2 separate regions of the Mus musculus genome follow, and region 2 is linked to region 1. The links are chromatin loops, found by intact Hi-C in ENCODE. Cell type or tissue: gastrocnemius. All regions are shown on one strand. Each heading gives the region's core, and the rest is flanking DNA. Links, peaks and the distances in the headings are about the cores only.

Region 1 (10,509 bases), core at 1,466-9,465:
TAGGACACTTTCCAGCTCACCTATACAAAGATGTTTTCAACAACTCTGACCTCAGCTATGCTGTTGTTATTAGCCCTAATTCACTGGCCAAGTGTTTTTAAGGGTAGCTTCAAGATGGTAATGAAAAGGTGCTGGGCAACGTAACATCTTAATGGAAGAACAGCCTGCCAAGGTTCCATATGCTATGATGTCCTCAAAAGGACTAGTGTCTTGGAAGCAACCTGAGAAACAAACCTTGGACAACTATAGTCAGGGACCCTATCTACCCAAATGACTGTCTAGATATCTCCAGTACAGAGTGTACTAAGACAAGAGATTCATTCTGGAGACTATAGATTGGAGAGCCTTCTGATGCCCTGTCGGGAGAGCAGACACAGAAAGAGCATGGGAAAGACTGAGAACCTACTAGTATTCTACATAGTAGAGAGGCCAACAGGTGCCTGGCCGAGCCTGTGTTGCTGTCATAGGAAAAGGCAGAGCAACCAGCCCCTGATCCTCAGTGGCTAGCACCATGGCAGTCTATCTTGGCTGTGATGTGCCACACTTATTGGAGGGTCATTTTCAACAAGAATATGCTTTGGAATTCAAGATTCTGCCACAATTACAAAATGAACTCATTGCAAGGTCTGACTTTTGAAACTGTATAGGTAAAGCACCTGGCTCTAGCAAACAGGGGAAGTAGATAGCATGTGCTAACGTACTCACCTTGAATGTGACATGTGTGTCTGAAAGGAGAGGGCCTTCAACTTCAATGATGGGTGTTGACTGATCTCTGCTGATGACATGGATACTCCCTCCTCCACTAGCATCTATCCCATCTGCCAGGCTTGGAGGTGAAGCACTATCTGTGGTATTAAGTGCTTTCGCTAAGGTGTCAAATGCCCTACGAGCAAAAATGAAACAGACATCATCAATGGCAAATAAACAGTAAGAAAGCCCTAGCTAATTCTACTTAGATCTCATGTGCTTTCCTCTACACCGAGGTCTCAATATTGCATCGGATTACAAATTAACAGGAGGACTGTGTAGCTCCCAGTAAGTCCCCATCTGGCCTGACACTAAGGCCAGAATAGAGCACAGAAGAGTAAAACACAAGGGCCAAGCAGCAGGGAAGAAACACCCTGAGCAGCTAGCCAATGCCACCTGGAACCAACTATTGCTTTCCATTAGCTAGCATGTACCACTCAGAAAACAGGTGTGAGCAAAGAGAAACAGAAACAGAAAGAGGTATGCTGTTTTGTGCAGGTTCATTACACAGTGCTCGAGTCAAAGAACATTTGTTTGATGAAGACCCCGGTTTAAGGAGCCAACTGCAGCTCTGACTGCCTTATTGTCACATGATATAAGTGGGTTCTCCTTCATTGTAAATTCCCATAGTTAAATGTGGAAGACAACAGATATGTGGGGTTGTTTTGACAACTTTATAGTTCTTTAATTAGACACAAGTTGGAGTATTTTTGAAGTATGTAGTTCACTGGCACAGCGCTTGTCTTATACACAAGCAGAGGCAGAGGTCAATTTCCAGGACCAAAAATAAAAATATAAAACTCATTTATAGCATAAGTGCCAAATGTTGGCATCTATCCTTACAACACAGTGCCAGGAATGTAGAGTATCAGAGGGGCTCATACCGAGTAATCTCACTTGCAGACTGGTCCTCTGGCTGCATTTCTGAAGCATCACCGTTGTTCAAAGATTCACTCAGGTTGGCCAAAGAGGTCACTACATTTGCCAGTGTACCTAGAGCTCCTTGGCTTGTTTCAGCCTATTAAAAAAATAATAGTAATATAGTAACACTAAAAAATGAGCATACACAGGAGAATGACTTAAGGGCAATGAAATGAAGAAGGTATCATGTTTATCTAAGGCCAGCTTCTAGGTGTGAATGGAGTCATGCTAGGAAGATCTTTTTGTATATCAACTGGATCAGAATGGATCAGGCTTTTGTGTTTTTGTATTTTGGTTACAGCCACATACACAGATCCACATATGTGATGCAATAACATTGTGATAAAATGACAGAACAGATAAAGTAGCACACCACTCCACCCAGCCCCAGTAGCAAAGTTTAAGCACAGAACTGATTAATAAATTACGGTAGAACCACAACATACTGTGCAGATGGCACAATGGGAGATGACCTCTTGGACCAACAGACATCTCAGTCTATAAGTTCGTTATTTATGGCTCATTTGTTAGCCTATTACAAATTATCTAATGGGAAAGAACTGGAGCTTTTACAAAAGGCTGCTTTAGAAAAAATAGCTACCTTCCCAGCATAATGGGAGCCTGCCAATATGTAGAATAAGGGGATTACATTAATAGGGAACAGAACCATAGAATGTCTACAAAGATGCCATGTGAAGAACCATTGAATGTCCACAAAGCTGCCATGTGATAGTGACTATTGCCATTCAGCCCTGAGTGGAGTATCTGAAAACCACAAGCATCTTTAGAACAAGTCCTAGGATGACTATTATCATGAGAAATTAATGTAGCTACAGGAGGCTATGCTTTCAGCATCATGTCTGATGGCCAAGAGAGCAGGTATAGTTGGAAAAGCAGCCTGCACTGCAACACAGGAGAGAGTGTTACCTTGGAATCCGCGGCCAGGAGAACTGTACCATCCTCACGTATCAAAGGCTGTTGGATGTTCACAAGCATCCCTGGATCAAGAAGACCTGTTTGTCTATTTAAGACACAAAGAAACCCAGAGTAGTATCTAACATTTTCTGCACATTATGTTCATGCTACATTCAGTTGGCTTCCATATATGCCAGGCAGTCTACAAGAGAAAAGCTGTAACATTCAGCCCAGGGTGAGTGGCCACTTGTCTGCTCTCGCTCATGAGCTCGTTACAAAGCTAGGCATCAGGCTGAGGGAGCACAGAACACAGATGCCTAACCCTAGGCCTTCTATACTAACTGTGGCCATTCTTCCCAAAGTTTAACTGATACTCAAAGAATTGTCCAGAGACCCTCAACTCCAGCTTTTGTGTAATACATTTTGGATTTCTGGCTCCTTATTTCAGTTCTCTTTAAAACCAGTTCAACACAGTGTGTTAAAAAGAATGAACAAGTTAGTTTGTGGCATCTGGTATTTTCTTCTATATTGTAAAAAAAAAAAAAAAAAAAAAAAAAAAGGCCTTTATTTTGAGCTATAGACAGCTAATGAATAAAGTCTAACCCTTAGGATCAGTTGTGTCCTGAAGTGACTCTCAGCAACCTTAAGTGGATCAAAAGACAGAATGAGACATGCCAGAGCTATGGGAAGCAGGTGAGAGCCACGTGTGTGCCCTTTCCAGGAATATCTGTGCTTCTTCAGGCCAGTGTGGAGGCTGAACACAGTACTACTTTGTGGGAACAGGAGACTGACCTTGCTCCATCTTTGTCTGCCACAAATGTGGGAGTGGCTATCAGAGGACTTCTCAGGTCTTTCCGGATATAGATCTTCTCAGTGGAAGCAGCACAATTGCTTGGTTTCTCCCGTTGCACATCAAAGGGCTTCCGTTCACTCTGTACAGCTTAAATGACAACATATTCACATTTAGAGAAAAAGAATCAAATGAATAAACACTGTAACATGCTGAAGTTGTTTCTTAGCAAATCTGTAACTCTGGCATTTGGTCACCATGGGCTTTCCAATCAATGCAAAGAGTCAAAATCAACAACCCCAAAGCAAAGGCATACAAAGGCTCAAGATGGCAGGTGATGCTTGCTCAGAAACTGCCACTCTGATGTGACCTAAGGAGGCCAATATATTCTACTGTTTGGGTTTTTTTTTTGTTTTGTTTTGTTTTGTTTTTAAACTTCTGTCACTAACCAGCTGGGCTCAGCCCAGGATAAGAAATGTCAATCTTCAAGTGGATCCTTCATATAGATTATACCATGCCACAAATTGCTAGAGTCCAACTTCATTCAGTCTGAAGAGCTTCAGCAAACTGGAGGCTGTTAGCTACATACAGCAATTTCTTTCCCAGCAACCAAGCTTAAGCATGGGCATATAGGGGCTGGAGAAAGCTCAGAAGTTAAGAATATATTACTCTTAAAGGGGACCAGAGTTCAGTTCCCAGCACTCACTTTAGACAGCTTACAACTGCCTGCAACTACAGCACTAGGGAGATCTAAGGCCCTTGATAGGTGCATACATTCATATGTACACAGTATACATAGACACATACACATACATAATTAAAACTAAAATAAAATTTTAAATGATATATGTTTGTCACAAGCAACTGAAGAAAATCTAGATCTTGGGGGGGTGGGGTGTACAGTTTATGTATATACAGAGGCCAGAGATCAACATTGAGGATTTTCTATTACTGTTTTTCTCCTTTGTTTTGATTTAGGGTCTTTCAGTGATCATGGAGATCACTGATTGGCTAGGTTGGCATGGCCAGCAAGCTCTGCTGATCTACCTGTCTTCACCCCTAGTGCTACAACTACACACATTAGTAACACCACCCAGCTCTTACACAGGTGCCTGAAATCTGAATTCACATCTTCATGCTAATACAGTAGACACTTTACACATCGAGCCATCTCCCCAGCCCACAAACTGTTCTTGTTTTGTTTTGTTTTTCGAGACAGGGTTTCTCTGTGTATCCCTGGCTGTCCTGGAACTCACTCTGTAGACCAGGCTGTTCTCGAGCTCAGAAATCCGCCTGCCTCTGCCTCCCGAGTTCTGCACAAACTGTTCTTAAAAGCAAGAGACCAAGCCTTGGGTCCAGATGCCTTACTACTAAGTTGAAATGCAGTTGGACTGTGAGTTTGCAACTATGCTTGTGATTGACCAAGTTTAGTCCCATCACTGCTTACAACTAAGGACAACCTGTAAGTATGACAGTGCAGACCTACCCTAAGCTAGACATGTATATATTATACTGACTGTGGTTGTACAGGTTGCAAGCATACTTCTTGTTCCCCAGTGAATTTTGTATTGTCCTAGTCCTAGAATAGGAAACAATAATGAAATCCACTGGCTCTAGTCTTCCTAGGAGCCATGAGGCACTATTAGCCTGTTGTAGGCCTGACTCTGTTCCTTTCCATCCTTACTGTACACTTAAGCACAGCTTGCTCACAGTGACTTTTCTGTGTTGCCTATTTTGGGACCTGGTTCTTAAGATTTCACCGTTAGAAACTGATTCAATGAATGGTCCTTGTGAATGAAAGACTAGTTTCAGAATACTACTGAGAGGAGGGTTTCAACCCTTTTGTGGCTGCTTCCACTTGGATGGGTCACAGACGAGGCCCAGGGATTGAGAAAGGAACTGTTTCTGGTAACTCTTTAGCCTTGGTCTCAGCTTTACTCTGAAGCTGTCGTTACCTAATCTCCATTCCTCCTGTCCTGTTTTCTGATTGATTGGGAAAGGGACTTTCGTATATACCATGTATACTGTCAAAACCCAGTAGTGTCAGCTCTGGACTACCTGGCTGCCCAGAATTTAGGTAAAGCACAATGAAGCTTTTCTGAGTATTTCCACCACCCCCTCCCCTACTTCCCACCCCCTTTAAAGTCAAAGGTAAACCACACCTATTTAGCAGGCATTTACTAGCTTGATGGGGCCCTGCTACTCACACTCCATTTTCATGCCCATCTCCAGGCACTTCTTCAGCCGGCAGAACTGGCAGCGGTTACGGTGGTGCTTGTTGATGATGCAGTCTTGGCTGCTCCGACAGCTGTAGGTCAGATTCTTCCTCACGCTCCTTTTGAAGAAACCTTTGCAACCTTCACAACTGACAGCCCCATAGTGCCGGCCTGAAGGGAAGTGAATGAGCACATGATTTGGCTCCTCATGAGCAGAGGTGAACTGTCCCAGCCCTGTTCTCACTGGGTGCACTGTCAGGTGCTGTCACCACAGGGGTTAATGACAGCCCAACACTATGTCTACCTCATATGTCCATATCTCTACAGAAACCTTGTAAGGTCATGATGGAAACCCAAAGCTCATATATGATGTGACTGCTCTTGGCACACAACCATCCCAACACACAGAGCAGTTCAGGCAACTCTCCTCCAGTCTGCATACTTGGCTATAGAAGCAGCTTGGTGTCTACTCTTACTGCCAGACTAAACAGTCTATCATTCCTATATTCTTGCTTACTTTCTGAGTCAAAGTCCTTGTCTCTAAGCACCCCCTTGAGGCCCTTCCAGGAACATGGCTACAAATCACAGCTCATTTCTCTGCTCACTTACTCGGTCTTTATTTAGCTAATGACCTCAGCTCATCCTTCTTAGCTGATAAAGTGCTACTGTATATCATAACCTTATACTTTCTGGACTTCTCTTGCTTCCAGAACCCAAGCCTACACAGCTCAACTGTTAGGAAACTTCACAGCATCACTGTTCACACTGACTAGAGATTAATTTGGAGGATCTCATTTTCCTTTGAAGCACTATGGTACTGAATTGACCCCATGTCAATACTGCCTTGACCTTTTTTTGTAATGTCTCCTTAAATTTGCTATCTGGGTGACTTCTAAGAGCTGGAAACAGTGGCACTATAAGGCTATGTGATGAGGCCTTTCCTTGAAGCTCAGAAGAACCCTGAGCAACAAGGAAACCAGGCAGTTTTTGGCTGTTTCTGTCCCTACTTCATGTATTCGAACATCTGCAGTGTGTCTCCTTGTTTAGCAGACATAGATTTTGCTCAAACACTCCAATGAGAAAGTCCATTTCGATTATAGGAAAATGTACAAGATGTCTGGACAGCCTGGAGAAACACAATCAGAACCAGTGACAGCGCTGTCTACCTGCTTCCAGGGGAAGATGGGCCTTTAAGTGGTAGGATGGACTGGCTTTACCAAGACAAGGTAGGATCAGAAGCAGGTACCAATGGCAGAGAAATGGTAAAACCAGCTTAAAGGAAAAAAAAAAAAAAAAACAAAGCTTCTGAAGATGCTTCCTTCTGAAGCATCCTCCTAGATTTGGTCAAACCCCTTTTTCAAAAGGACAAAATGAAATCCAGGACAACAAACCCTCCAGACTTCCTGTGAGTGGAAAAAAGCTGCTTCAGAACTCAGGTCTATGCCCCAGATCCCTGAGCTGAGCTTCTTCATTCCCACTGCCTGCCTTACTGCTTTGCTTACCTTCTATGGCTCCCCAGTGCTAGCAAGCCTCCTGTCTCCATCAGAGCACTAACTGCGGAAGCCTTTGGGCTCTCCTTGAAGGACACCAGAAACACAGATTTAAATAACTCACCAGAGGCCTTGGGTCTCCACTAAGAGTACACACACACACACACACACACACACACACTCACACACAGAGAGAGAGAGAGAGAGAGAGGCATGCATGCACGTCTGCGTACACTTTTCCAAGGGGCACAGCATGGTTCCTACTCCATCATAGAAGCTTATCACACAGGGTTTAGTAAAAGGATAAAAAGAAAAGTGAGACAATTTGGATCGGGGGAATTATATACATAACACACCTTGGGTGATATAAACAAGATGAGAAAAATTTTTTTACTTAATAGCATATAAACAATTGGAAACAAATCTCAGAGTTTCTTGACTTTTCCTATCAATTTGAATAATCTGACAACTACTTTGCTTATTATGTGAGGTTCATGTTTGAAACCTACATAAAATGTTCTTTCTCAACTAACCACTTTCCTACCCTATAAAAGGTCATGTTGCTCCTTGATACGTGCCAGAAGCCGGAGTCACATACCAGAGGCTTTGTCGCCACAGACCACACAGTACTCCACCACCTGGGGCCGCTGGACGTCTGCCTTCCCCAGCAAACGCTCCACAGAAGCAGAATCCGTGACGATCTAAGATGTTGGCAAACAAACAGTGCCAATTAAAAGCTAGATAACTAAGTAAAGTAACATCTAGTTGTGCATCCCCCTGTCTTAGGCATCTAAACTAAAAGAACTCTAGGTAGAACTAGGATTACTTTAACCAACAGCTTCTTCATTCAACAGCCAGGTAATTCTGCTTCCCCACTGGCCTGCACATGTCAATGATTACTCTATCCTGTGACTATCACCAAAACTGGAGGCCACATAGGGATCACATATAGATTCTCTAAGGTAAAGAATAGGTAAGGTTCTTCAGCTATGTTTCTCATCCCATCGAACAACATGGAAATATACAACCTGGCATGTTTGTCACACCCAGACTTTCCTGATTGGACTGTTTGTTGAAGCACCTGGTAATGGAGAGATGAACTAGTACAGCTGACAACAGAAGCCTGCTATTTCCTCTCACTTGTAGGTAACTCTCTAGATTACAAACAGTGCTATCCATCTAGGAGAAAACAACTGATATCAAGCTAAGAAATTTTAAAGAATGGTTATTTTTAAAATGTACTTAATTTGAGCACACAATAGACCTTCAAACGAATCTCACACGATTGGGCCGTATACAGAAATCAGGTAAAAACCACCTGTGAAATGACAACATCAGAAGCCAGTCTTTCACAAACCTGTGCTTTTTAACAAAATGGATAGTTGAACATCAAAAGATCAGAACACACTTTAGGAGAAGGAGAATAAGATAGATAATGCTGGTTAGCTGTACTGCTAGCTCTCTCAGAGAACTTTCTGAAAGCAGAACACACTGGCTGTCTAAGTCTAGCTCATCAAGGGAAAAAGGAGGTTCTGAAGTTTCTCTCTATAGTAGAAAGAATGCTCCACACATCAGTAATAGCCAAACAGTGGGACTAACCAGGTATCAACCAATAGATGAAAGGATAAAAACAAGGGCTGGCGGATGGGTCAGTCAGTAAAGACCTTGCTGTGTAAGCACAAGGCCAGTAAGACCTTGGATCACCAGGCTTACTGGTCAGGCAGGCAGCCTCTCCAAATTAGTTTTGAGAGACATATCAAAAAATAAGATGTAGAGCCAGCAAAAAGTCTCAGTGGGAAGAGGCACCCGCTGCTAACCCTGACAATCTGAGTTCAATCCCATGAACCCACATGCGAGGAGCCAACTCTTGTAAGATGCCCCCTGGCCTCCACACATATGCTGTACCATGTATGCATTCATATGTAAAATACAAAATATAAATTTGCCATATATGTAATATAAAATGTCATAAATATATAAATGCATCAAAAATATTTTAAACAGATATAGAGTCTGAAGAGATGTCTTTGAAGTTAAGAGTTCATAATGTTCTTGTGGAAGACTCAAATTCAGTTCTCAGCACTCAAATTTGGGGAGTTCACAACTGCTTACAACTCTAACTCTAGGTGACTGAACACCTCTCAAGTTTCTACAAGCATCTAAACTTACTAAAAATATGCACTTGAACACACAAACACTCCCATGGGCTGGGAGTGGGTGAGGTGCGAGCAGGAAATTGAGCAGGGCTTGAGGGAAAGGGAATAGAACACTGACTTCTCCCATCTTTTCACCGTGGCTTATGTGTGAGAGCCCAAATAGGTACAGTGTTTCAGTTTGGGAAGATGAAAAGATTTACAGATGGGGCTACAATAATGATTAAGATGGTAAATTTTACATTATGGACAATTCACAAATTAAAAAACAAAAATCAAGCCAGATATGGTGGCATATACCTTTAATCCCAGCATTCGGGAGGCAGAAACAGGCAGATCTCTGTGACTTCGAGGCCAACATGGTCTACATAATGAGTTCCAAGACAGGCAGGGCTATATAAAGACCCTGTCTCAAAAATAAGTCAAAAAAAATTTAACATAGACTATGTCAAAACATACTTGTTCCTGACTACTCTGAGGCGCTGGCATAGAGCCTCCAACCTTACAATTGGCCCTGCTTTCCCCTCAGCATCTTTATTTATTTGTTTGTTTATTTGTTTATTGTGGCTGCCCTTATTGATTGAATGTGGCTGCTCCCAATCCCATCTTGCTCATCTTGCTCCTCCCTCTCAGAATAGAAATAGGTAAGACAGAGCAGGAGACAGAAGTACAGAATAGTTTCTGGAAAATATGTCATATCAAAATGAAGAACTGGACCTAGGTTGGCCACCTACATGAGACTGAGGTAAGAGTGGTCAGCTCCAGAGGGTGCCTTAAAGATATCTGAGGCTAATGGTTTCCACCATGCGGCCCTTTAAGAACAATTCTCCAGTGGCCTCATAACCTTGCCTATGCCAGTGTCTTTTCCTTGGATTAGCTTTTATCCCTTCTTACTGTTCCTGCTTGTCTTCTGGGTGTGGCCGTTCAATTTACTGGTTTTTAATTTAGCTAAGGCAGCAATCCCACCATGCTTGTAAATTCCCAAAGGCAAGGCAAAACTGAGCTGAGAAGTGGTTCAGTACCTCGTCTGGAAACAACCACCTGTCAATGGGCCTTACCTGGATCCTGCCAGGGACAAGGTTGTCCGAGGTGGTGAATATGAGCTGCTTGGCACTGGATGTTTCCGGAGAAGCCAGGATCACCTTCCCAGTTCCAGCTCCATCTGGGCTGGTTAGGATGAACTGCTGTTTAGAGGATCCAGAGGCATCCACTGCGGTGACTATCTGGATCTTTTGTCCTGTCTGCTGGTCTGTTACAATCTACAAGATATAACATAG
Region 2 (10,509 bases), core at 1,763-9,762, 49 kb after region 1:
AAAAATCTGCCTGAGGCTAAACTGAAGAGTTGTGAGGCTGGAGTGAAAAGTTGATTTATTGATTTGGCAGAGGAAATCTCAAAACAGTTTAGTATCAACTCTGTGGTGTAGTTATTAGTGTTCACCCTCATGCAAATTTATAATGAAAAGGAGTAAGCCAAACAAGAAAACTATAAAATGTACAATTTGAGAAGAAAAGGGGCACCAGGAAGTGGAATAGAGCTAAGTCCTGTGCTCAAGAAGATTAAAGAAAAGCCTGATGTTAAATGGAATAAAAGAGAGTGGTGACAAAGATCCAACCCAGCTAAGCTTTCAGTTTGTGAAAGGAATTTAAGAAGTCTATGGCTGGGTACAGTAGCACAAAACTTTAACCCCAACACTGGGAAAGCAGACACAGATTTCAGAATTCAAGGCCAGCCTGGTCTACAGAGAATGTTCCAGGACAGCCAAACTTACACAGTGAAGGAAACCATGAAAAACAGAAAGCTGGAAGATATAATAGAACAAGAGGGCTGTATTCCAGCCCCAGTAAGCAGCAGAACTTGGCAGCTTCAGCTACATGGTTCTGGCTTTAGAGTCAAGGGTAAAAGAAAGGGATTATGGGATCCCCCTTGTAGACCAAGGAAAGCAGCTGAAGCCAGGTATGTGTCAGAGAGAAGCCATTGTGTGAAGCTACGAAGGTGAAGCCTAGATTGCCTTGAAGACCCCAAGATGTTGGACATGCCAGTGTCGTGGAATACCTGCTGAGAATAGTTGCTAACAGGAGTGGAACCAGCCCAAGAAAGAGAAATATGTTGCAGAAAACAAAGCACAAAGGAATTGGAGATCTGAAAGGCTTTGACATGAAGATGCAGAGTCTGAAGTTTGCCTAGCTGGTTTAGAGACTTGCTTTGGTCCAGTATCACCTTCTATTTGGAATGGTAATATATATCCTGTGCCATTATATATAGGAAGTATGTGATCTGCTTTTTGATTTTGATTTTGTAAGGGATTACAGTTAAGAGACTGTATGAGTCTCAAAAGGAACTTTGAACAGACTTTTAAATGCTGATAATGTGTGTGTGTGTGTGTGTGTGTGTGTGTGTGTGTGTGTGTGTGTGTATACAGACTATGGGGATTTTTGAGGTTAGACTAACTGCATTTTGCACCAAATGTGGTAGTTTGAATAAAAATGGTCCCCACGGGCCATTAGGAAGTGGTACTATTAGGAGATATGGTCTTATTGGAGGTGTGTTACTTAGGGGAGTGGGCTTTGAGGTCTCATATGCTCAAGCCATGCCTAGTGTGGCATTCTTTTCCTGCTTGCCCACATGCCACCATGCTTCTTGCCATGAAGATAATGAACCTCTGAAACTGTACGACAGTCTCAAGTAAATGTTTTTCTTTGTAAGAGTTGTCATGCTCATGGTGTCTCTTCAGAGCAAAAAAACCTAACACTAAGGCACTGTCCTCGATCCCTACTTTGTGTGTGTGATGTACACAGGTGTGTATAGGTGTACATCCATGTCTCTGTATGCAGAAGTATGAGAAGGATTATCAGGTGTCCACTCTTCACCCTATTTTCCCTTGATAGTATTACACTGATCCTAGAGCTAGGCCAGTGGCCAGAATGCCTCGCCAATCCTTCCATCTACATCCCTCAAAGTGCTGAGGTTAAAGGTATGAGGCTGCCATGCCCAACTTTTACATGGCTACTTGAAATTTAAACTTAGGTCTTATTGCTTGTGTAAAAAGTACTCTAATCCACTATGGTAATCTCAATTGTCAGCTTTCAAACCAGAATCACCTAGGAGATGGGCCTCTATGTACAACTGTAGGGGCTTATCCTGTTTTATTTTGAAGTTAAAGTCTCACTATGTAGCTTTGGCTGGCCTGGAACTCCTAATGTGGATCAAGCTGACCTCCAACTTACAAGAGATCTGCTTCTGTTTCCCTAGTGCTGGGATTAAAGGTATATACCATCATGCCCAGTTCCCTCCCCTCCTCAGATTTATTTATTTTTATTTTATATAAATGTTTGCCTACCTATATATAACTATACACCACATGCATGCCTGGTCCCCACAGAAGTTGGAAGAGGTTATTCAATCCCTGGAACTGATGCTGTAGAAGGTTGTGGGCCACCACATGGGTGGTAGAAACTGAACCTGAATCCTCTGCAAAAAACAAGTTCTCTTACCTTTTGAGACATTTATCCAGCTCTGGATTATCTTACTGAGTTAAATGAAAGATAGGCCCACTATGGATACTATTCTGTGGTCTGTCATCCTGAACTGTATTAAAAAGAGAAAGTGAGCTGAGTACAACCACCCAGGACTGTCGGTTTCCTAACAGTGGTTGCAATTTGCTTCAAGCTCTTGCTGTCTTATGTCTTCCATGCCATAACATTCTAGACCTCCAACCGTGAACCAAAATAAAGCCTTCCTTCCTATATTAGGTACTTTTCTGTTGTTACTAGGATAAAGTACTGTCCTGGCTGGTTTTGTGTGTTAACATGATACAAGCTAGAGTCATCCCAGAGAAAGAAGCCTCAAGTTGAGGAAATGCCTCCATAAGATGGAGGCATTTTCTCAATTAGCATTCAATGGAGGAAGGCCCAGCCTATTGTGGGTGGTGCCATTCCTGGTCTGGTTGTCCTGGGTTCAATAAGAAGGACAGGCTGAGCAGGCCAGCTAGCAACTCCTCTCTATGGCTTCTGGATCAGCTCCTGCCCCAAGATTCCAACCCTTCTTAGTTGAGTTCCTGTCTGATTTCCTCTAGTGATGGATTATGATCTGGAAGGATAAGGCAGACAAACCATTTCCTCCCCAACTTGCTTTTTGTTCGTGGTATTTCATCACAGTAAGAGATACCCTAACTAGGACAAATACCATGAACAAAGGCAACTTAAAGAAGAAAGTTTACTTTGGTTTATAGATCCAGAGAGATAATAGTTGGATAATAATAGTTGGATAGGTGTTAGAGCAGGCAGCTGGAGGAAAAAATGACAGATCACGACTTCAACTAAAAACACAGAGATTGAACAGGAAATGGAAGAGACAAACTCTCAAAGCCCACTCCAAGACTGCACCACCTCACCAGCACCATCATCACCCAGGAACCAAGAGTTCAAATACATGAGTGGATGGGGACATTTCCCATTCAAACCACCACACAGCTTTAAGGGGCTGTTGTCAAGAGTATTTTTACCACAGCCCCCATCCCCAATAACTTTGAAACTCAATCATCTCCCAGACACCAACATTAGTCTTTGTTATTTTTTGTGATAGCCTTTTACTAAACCTAGAGCTCACGGATTCTGCTAGATTGCCTAGCCATCAAGATCTCAGAATACCCCTCTAAGTCAACTTACTGTTGCTAGAATTATAGATATTCACTGCCACATCCTGCTGCTTTTTATATGTGGGAATGAGGCATCTGAACTCATGTCAGGCAAAATACTCATAATCATAAAAATATATTTAAAAAAATTTAAAAGTCTATATAATGGAGAGTTACCATAAGGAATCACAAGACTCAAAACTCTATAGTTTTATATCAAAGAAAGAGTTCTTAAAGAAAAAAAAAGACACTGTTTATACTTCATAAGTTAAGAACTAACAGGGCAAAGACATTTTTATAAGCAGAAAGCAAATTAAGATATTAAGATATAGGAGTAAGGAACAGGGTGAAGCAGACCTGGCTCAGGAGCCTAATATATTTGCTGCTTCAAGTCTATAGTAATGCTGGTCTAAAGTCATGCGATACACACACACACACACACACACACACACACACACACACTACTTTTGACAAGGATATGGAAATGTATATGTCTAGTTCCTAAGAGAGCAGAGAAGTAAATTTAAGTCATAAAACTTGGACAATCCAAGACTCAGAAATCTGACACTGGAGGAATGACTGCTTTCTCCCCTTTGAGAATATGTCCTTGCTAGTAGTGACTGCTGTTTCAGAGCAAGAGAGAGCTCAATTTGTAAACACTCCACTACATGGAAACTATAAGTTTTATGCAATAAAGATATATAAGCCCCGATGATAAAAGAGCAATGAAGGTTGTTAAGATTTAGACTTTCTCCACAGATCTAAGAGGGACTATGAGGCTAGGAATGGTACCTAGAAATAAACTTTAGCTAGTTTATATGTATGACTCAATGAATGTACACATGAAATTGATATTAATGTTCTTTTCTTCTCTTAAAGAATTCATGATGGGCTTTTAGGACTGTGTGCATACTTATCAAATCAGAAATCCTTAGTAAGTGAAAATAAAACTGAATACTTGAAAAACCAACAAATTATTATCAAGGTAATTATTTCTGTCATGAATTAAAACAATACAAGCAGTTAAGCCTCATCATTTTCATAGTTCTAATATATATATTTAAAAATATATTTCTAGGGGCTGGAGAAATGGCTCAATGGTTAAAAGCACTGGCTGCTCTTTCAAAGGACTGGGATTCAATTCTTAGCACCCACACAGCAGTTCATAACCATTGTAACACTAGTTCCAGAGGATCCAATACCTCTTTTGACCTCTGTAGGCACTGTACACATATGGTGCACAAACACAAATTCAGGCAAAGCACACATACATTTACACATGTCTTTTCTTTGAATATCCATTCTTTGGTAAAATTGTCTTTGTTTCAGAAATATAATTTAAAAATGCAAATCTTCATTTCTTCTAAGGGTAGAATACATAGTTGTAGTGTAAACCAGCGAAGTTTATAAAAAGTACAAAGACCTAGGTCAGAATCCCATTTCTGCTACAATAATTTCTTGGCTAACAACATGGTTTGGTTTTTTTTGTTTTGTTTTGTTTTGTTTGTTTTGTTTTGTTTTTGGCATGGCTTCTCATCTATAAAATGGTAATAGTAACCAACCTCAAAAGGTTATCAGAGTTATCCTTGCATAGGGTCTGGTTTACTGAATATTATCAGTGATGATAAGAGTAATGACACTTTTCAAGGTCTGGTCCTGACTATATCCCCTCTACACATCATGCTGCCTACAGGTACCAAGCTGTTTTATGCCTCGATCCCTTTTCCTAAATTTCTCATGTTAACCCCTCTAGAATCTGTCACAAAATTTCTCACTATACTTACCTAGGCCTGTCTGAAAAATGCTTGTCATTGAAGGCCCATCTAAGTGCACACAGTTACACTTACTGGTACTCCTTAATTGGGTGTGGTAAGCACCCCTGTATTTCAGTACTGTAGACAGTTGCAAGTGGTTAAACAATCTGATCTACCATTGTGCAATAACAAGTATATAAGAAACCAAGACACAGCCTTAGAATTAAAATTACTGCACAATAAAAATCAGATTTGTTGACTTGAGACTGAGATAAAATTTCAAGTCATCTTATTGTACACACCCATCCTACCCATGCAGAAAAACCTACTCACAGCTGCTTTTGTCATTTGTATTTAGTGTCAGCATCCTGCTTTGGATTTGAATCATGTGCTGACTTCTTTGGGACTGTTTTGAAAACCACAGAGCATACTGATTTCTACCCTTTCAAAAGCAAGGGTGCCAGCTATTGTGCTAGCCCCTGTCACTCACCTCAGCCACCTGCTGGGTCCCCACTCTGTGCTGAACCAGCCCCTCCATATTTGTAGCCATGGTGAAGCAAGATCATTAGAGAACCTGTTTGGAAAAATGCAGCAACTTCTATCAGGTGTGGAAAGCCAGGCTACTTGAAAATTATCACTCATCAGAATTCATCTTTGATACTATCTTACAAGGACCATGCCTTCTAAAGGAAACAAAGCCAGCAGGGTAATCATATCTAGATATGCCATAAAATTAATGTACCAACTTTTTGTAGAAACATTTCAAATTGGTAAATTTCTCTTGGCAGATATAAATGCAAAGGAATAAGGGACTTATAAGATCTTCTTGGTTTAACCTCTCAAAGAGGTGGAAACTTCACATACCTTTTTGGATAGCTCTTAGTCACAGTACACTGAGTAAAATGGTGGCTATCTGAGAAAACCGTCAACTTTGGACAGAATACTAGCTTGCTAGATTGCTATCACTAAACTTTTATTACTAGTGGCAATATGAGAAGCAAAACCATGCTCAGATTACACACCTCATTTACAGGCTGGAAGACAAACAATACACTAACAAAGAGAGAACAAGAATATGCTAACAACAAAAAAAGAATATGCTAACAAGACAAGGTACCCATCAATTTACTAATATGTATCTATTAATATATATTTGAGACAGAGTCTCACTGTGAAGCTCTAGCAGGCTTGGAACTTGCTTTGTAAACCAGATTAGCCTCAAACACACAGAGATCCAACACCTGCCTCTGCCTCCCAAATGTTGGGATTGAAGGAGAGAGAGAGAGAGAGAGAGAGAGAGAGAGAGAGAGAGAGTGAGAGAGAGAGTGAGTGTGTGTGTGTGTCCCTAGCTTTCTACTAATAGAAAAAAATATATTGATGCTATCATTTGTAAAATTTGAGGAAGACCAAAAAGCCTGATAGCCTCCTAGGTCAGAGTCACTTAAACACATTCACTGCTGACCCTCTATCTCTTCTGGGCACAAACAAGACAGCTCCATGAGTATTCCCTAGACACTTTTCAAAAGCCAGGGTTTATTTGGGACAATTCATTATCTGGATAGGTCCCAGGCAAAACAGGAAAACAAGCTCTATCAGAATTATCTTTGAATTTGTACATAAAAACTGTTCAGTGTTACTGTACAATATATCTATGTGTAATATACACAGATGCACAACTAGTTCATTTGCTTGCTTGGACTATTATACAATGAATAGTTTCACAACGTACCTTTCTATGGCATTCCTACTTATGAGGCTCAGATCTCCAAGCTTTTTAACTGTGGCCATTTTCTGTATTCTTCTACCCATTATTAGGTAGCCACTTCTATTAATTTCCATTTAGATTGTTTCACTGCATAAATGATGAGTGGTGAATGGAGTGTGAAACTGGTTGACAACATAAAAAGACCTAGAACCTGTAAGTACAGATACTGCATCAACAGGGACACGATACCAGGTCACAGATATCAGTGAGTCACCTCCATATAATATGGCCAGGCATGAGCTATAGGGGTTAGTCATCTTCTTACTCTGAAGTCTTTTCTTTCAGTGTATAATGGGGCTAAGGAACAAATCTAGAGCCTATCACATGCTAAGCACATTCTACCAGTAAGCTATACTACCAGTCTGCTTGCTTGCTTGCTTTTGTTTTTTGTTTTTTGTTTTTTTGTAAGTAGCTAAAACTTTTTGTTTCTTAAAAAAAAAAAAAAAAAAAAAAATCCAAGAGGGAACGAACACTGGTTTTTGTCTAAATTTTTTTGTTACTTATTTATTTATTTTGTCCTTGCTATGATTTGGTTCCAACTTAGAGAAACAGAAAAAGAAAGGAAAGCAACATTTGAGATATTCAGACAAGTAAGTCGTAACACACAGCTACATGTATGAGGTCTAGACTTGCACTCTTCAACGAAGAAAATAATGATAGCCAATAGGTAACATATGATAAGAATTCAATCCAGACAGACAGCCACAACTAATCATTTTATAACTCTGAAACATAGTCACTGTTTCTGCTGCTAACTGTAGTTTTAAGTACAAATAAGTGACCCTAAATACACTGGAACACTGGTAGAGAATTATTATTGAATAATATAGAAATATCAGAATATTCTTTAAAAGACCTTTCTTTTTATGGGATTTCCTGAAAAAACCCCATAGACAACTGTCTGAATTCCAATGGTCCACTTTATGGGCTTTGTTTTGCTTTTGTTTTATATTGCTAAGGACCAAATTCACAGCTTTAAACCTGCTACGAAAGCACCAAACTGTACCTCTACCCTGAATCACTTTAAATCTGCAGGGACAGTCAACTTAAAATAGTTATGAGTCTCAAAATAATTCTAGTAACCATATGTATAAGTCAGGAAATAGTACATCTGTTAAACTTTAAAAACCTAAGGATTCTGGATACTATTTGACTGTGTAAGTGTATACATTTGTGAATGTCTTCACCCATCCTTTAACATGTCTTGACTAGCAGTATGATATTAATGCTGAATGGATCAATATTTTAGAAGTGTGTATTACTTTTTTTACTTATTAGCATACAGTGGGGATGCATGTGTATGTGGTGGTGCACATGTGAAGAGGATAATTTGCAGCTGATTCTTCTGCCTTTACAAGGGCTCTAAAGATTGAAGCACCTACCCCAAGCCATCCTGCCAGCCCTGGCAGTCTGCATTTTAATGTTTTAAGGACATTCTGTCCTACCCTAGGGTTAAAAATACCATGGTACATATTTTATTATATAAGTGCTAAATAATGTTATCATTCACTTTGTAAGCTCTTAATCCATGTGCCCATTAGTTTTTTGAGTGTGATGAGTCAGGCACAGACATCAATTTTCCAGCACCGTGGACTGAACGACCTATCCTTTCATCACTGATCTGTAATGTCATCTCTGCCATCATAACTCAGGTTTCCTTCTGAGTGTGTACATATAATGGCAGGTTCTCTAGTCCACCACTGGTTATTTATCTTTCTGTTTACTACCACCATTATTTCACTGTCACAGCTTTATAGGCCTTGTCCACTTCCTGTACCATCTCTTGAATTCCTGGAATTCTTGATGTCAATGTTGGTTTTTTTACCTCCCAAGCAGCTTCAGCCATCAACTGCTAAATAAAAATGAAAGAGGCGTAATGTATGCCTTCTGAAAAGAAAAGAGGAGACAGTCAAAGGACATGCAGAGAAACTTCAGACAACCATGATTCCAAAAGAAAGACTTTTATCCAACTAGAGCAGATAAGTTAGAGTTTTAAAACTGCATTTAGCCATGTTAGAAAATGTGGTGTGTAAACCAAATCCTATTCTTGTGTGTGTGTGCATGCACGTGTGTGTGTGTGTGTCTGTGTGTGTGTGTCTCTGTGTGTGTGTGTGTATGAAGCTTCTCCTTGCAGGACATCACAATGTAAAAAGTAAGTAAAACAAACTCTCAGGAAATGTCAGGAAGGAGAGCTGTGAGGTACCTGTAGCTAAGTGCTCCTGAAATAAAGATAATGTGGGCAAGTCTCACCACCATACAACCACAGGACACCTCACAGACATAAGTCATATGGAACAAAGTATGGGGCATCAGTTTTCAATTAGAGGGCATCTCCCTTCCCAAAATGGCAAGCTCCAAAGAACAGTGATAGCTGGAAAACTCAGTCACTAACTTCATAACTGAAATCTAGAAACAACAAAACTAAAACCTATTACTACAGAAATAAGCTTTTAGGGACCTGGAAGAACTAGATGTATGGCTCAGTGAAAGAGAGCCTGCTTAGTATGCACAAGATCTGGGCTTTGATCAAAAGCACCAAAAAGAAAAAGCCTTCTTGGTTTATGAAGGTAAGCTTAGCAGCACCAACAGTAACTAACAGCTGGTGTTGTATTAATAAGCATTGTGAACAGAACACAGCTAGTTCTGGCTATAGAAACCTGAAGATGACTCTTCAACTAGCTAATCTTCAAATTGTACCTAAAGTCATGTTGATAGAAGAGAACCCAACTAATTGCCAAGAGCTATCAAGACATAGCACTGTATGTTTAAAAAAAAAAAAAAAGTGTTAAACCCCAAATAGCCTACCAACTCTTATTAAGAAACTATGATGACCAGACAATGAGCTGAAGGTTGAGAAATAACAAAATAAGGGAAGTCAAGTCCTTTGTCCTTGATGAACCTGATGCAATTTAATGGCTATGGTGAATGTCCCAAGGAAGAAGTAACTCCCTCTGCTGGAGAGCTAATGACATCTTAAAGAAGAGTTAGTGAGATGCCTCCATGGTTTGTAAAAGCACTTGCCCTCAAGTCTGACAGCCTGAGATCTACATGGTAAAAGGAGAGAATCAACTCCCTCAAGTAGTTCTCCACATGTATCTTAAAGATATATTTAAACTAGGTTTTAAGAAGTGGGAATTTGGGGCTGGAGAGATGGCTCAGCGGTTAAGAGCACTGACTGCTCTTCCAGAGGCCCTTAGTTCCCAGCAACCACATGGTGGCTCACAACCATCTGTAATGGGATCTGACGCCCTCTTGTGGTGTGTCTGAAAACAGCTATAGTATACTCATACATAAAATAAATCTTTTTTAAAAATGGGAATTTATCAAAGAAAGGAAGAATGGAGAGTATTCTAAGCAGGAAGGACAGTTCTTAAGGAACTAGCAAGTCTGACACAGAGTGAGGTATTTGAGGAACAGCAGGCAATATGCCAAAAACTATGGGAGAGATCAGAGGCTGACACTGGATGCTGGGGAACCATCAATAGCTTTAACATGATTGTATCTGATCTTCAACAAAAGAAACTTTTTTGATAGCAGGGTGGAGGTGACAGGAAAAGTAATATTGCAAACAAAAGCCAGTAACGACTCATGACAACAGTAAGAAATGAAAGTAGATCCTTAAATTTAATTTCAAACTAACAAGTTATCCTGAGCAGCACATGATGACAG

The links. Peaks named below come from ENCODE experiments on the same cell type or tissue, not always from the same donor. Only the 100,000 strongest peaks of a DNase experiment are listed, where the experiment ranks them.
Region 2: it touches region 1 in a loop (1.8-fold over the local background); 6 of 42 quality-filtered maps call a loop at or near these places.

What each region holds. Positions count from the first base shown.
Region 1 is chr6:92,149,586-92,160,094 of GRCm38, reverse strand. Nr2c2 (nuclear receptor subfamily 2, group C, member 2) reads right to left here. Exons shown (of 15, transcript NM_001347342.1): 4 at 10,291-10,491; 5 at 7,678-7,780; 6 at 5,581-5,760; 7 at 3,376-3,523; 8 at 2,596-2,689; 9 at 1,632-1,765; 10 at 706-883. Gm46967 (a long non-coding RNA gene) reads left to right here and starts at 2,685. Exons shown (of 3, transcript XR_001785326.1): 1 at 2,685-5,807; 2 at 6,690-6,815; 3 at 7,634-9,084. In gastrocnemius, for the core only: a CTCF peak has its summit at 6,145 (motif pointing left); a DNase peak (open chromatin) is centred at 7,738; H3K27ac peaks cover 14 bases.
Region 2 is chr6:92,100,422-92,110,930 of GRCm38, reverse strand. Nr2c2 (nuclear receptor subfamily 2, group C, member 2) reads right to left here. Exons shown (of 15, transcript NM_001347342.1): 2 at 5,566-5,649. The coding sequence starts at 5,625. Among named protein-coding and RNA genes, the nearest start is that of Nr2c2, 13 kb to the right of the region's middle. In gastrocnemius, for the core only: no CTCF peak of the experiment used is centred there; a DNase peak (open chromatin) is centred at 5,573; H3K27ac peaks cover 1,112 bases.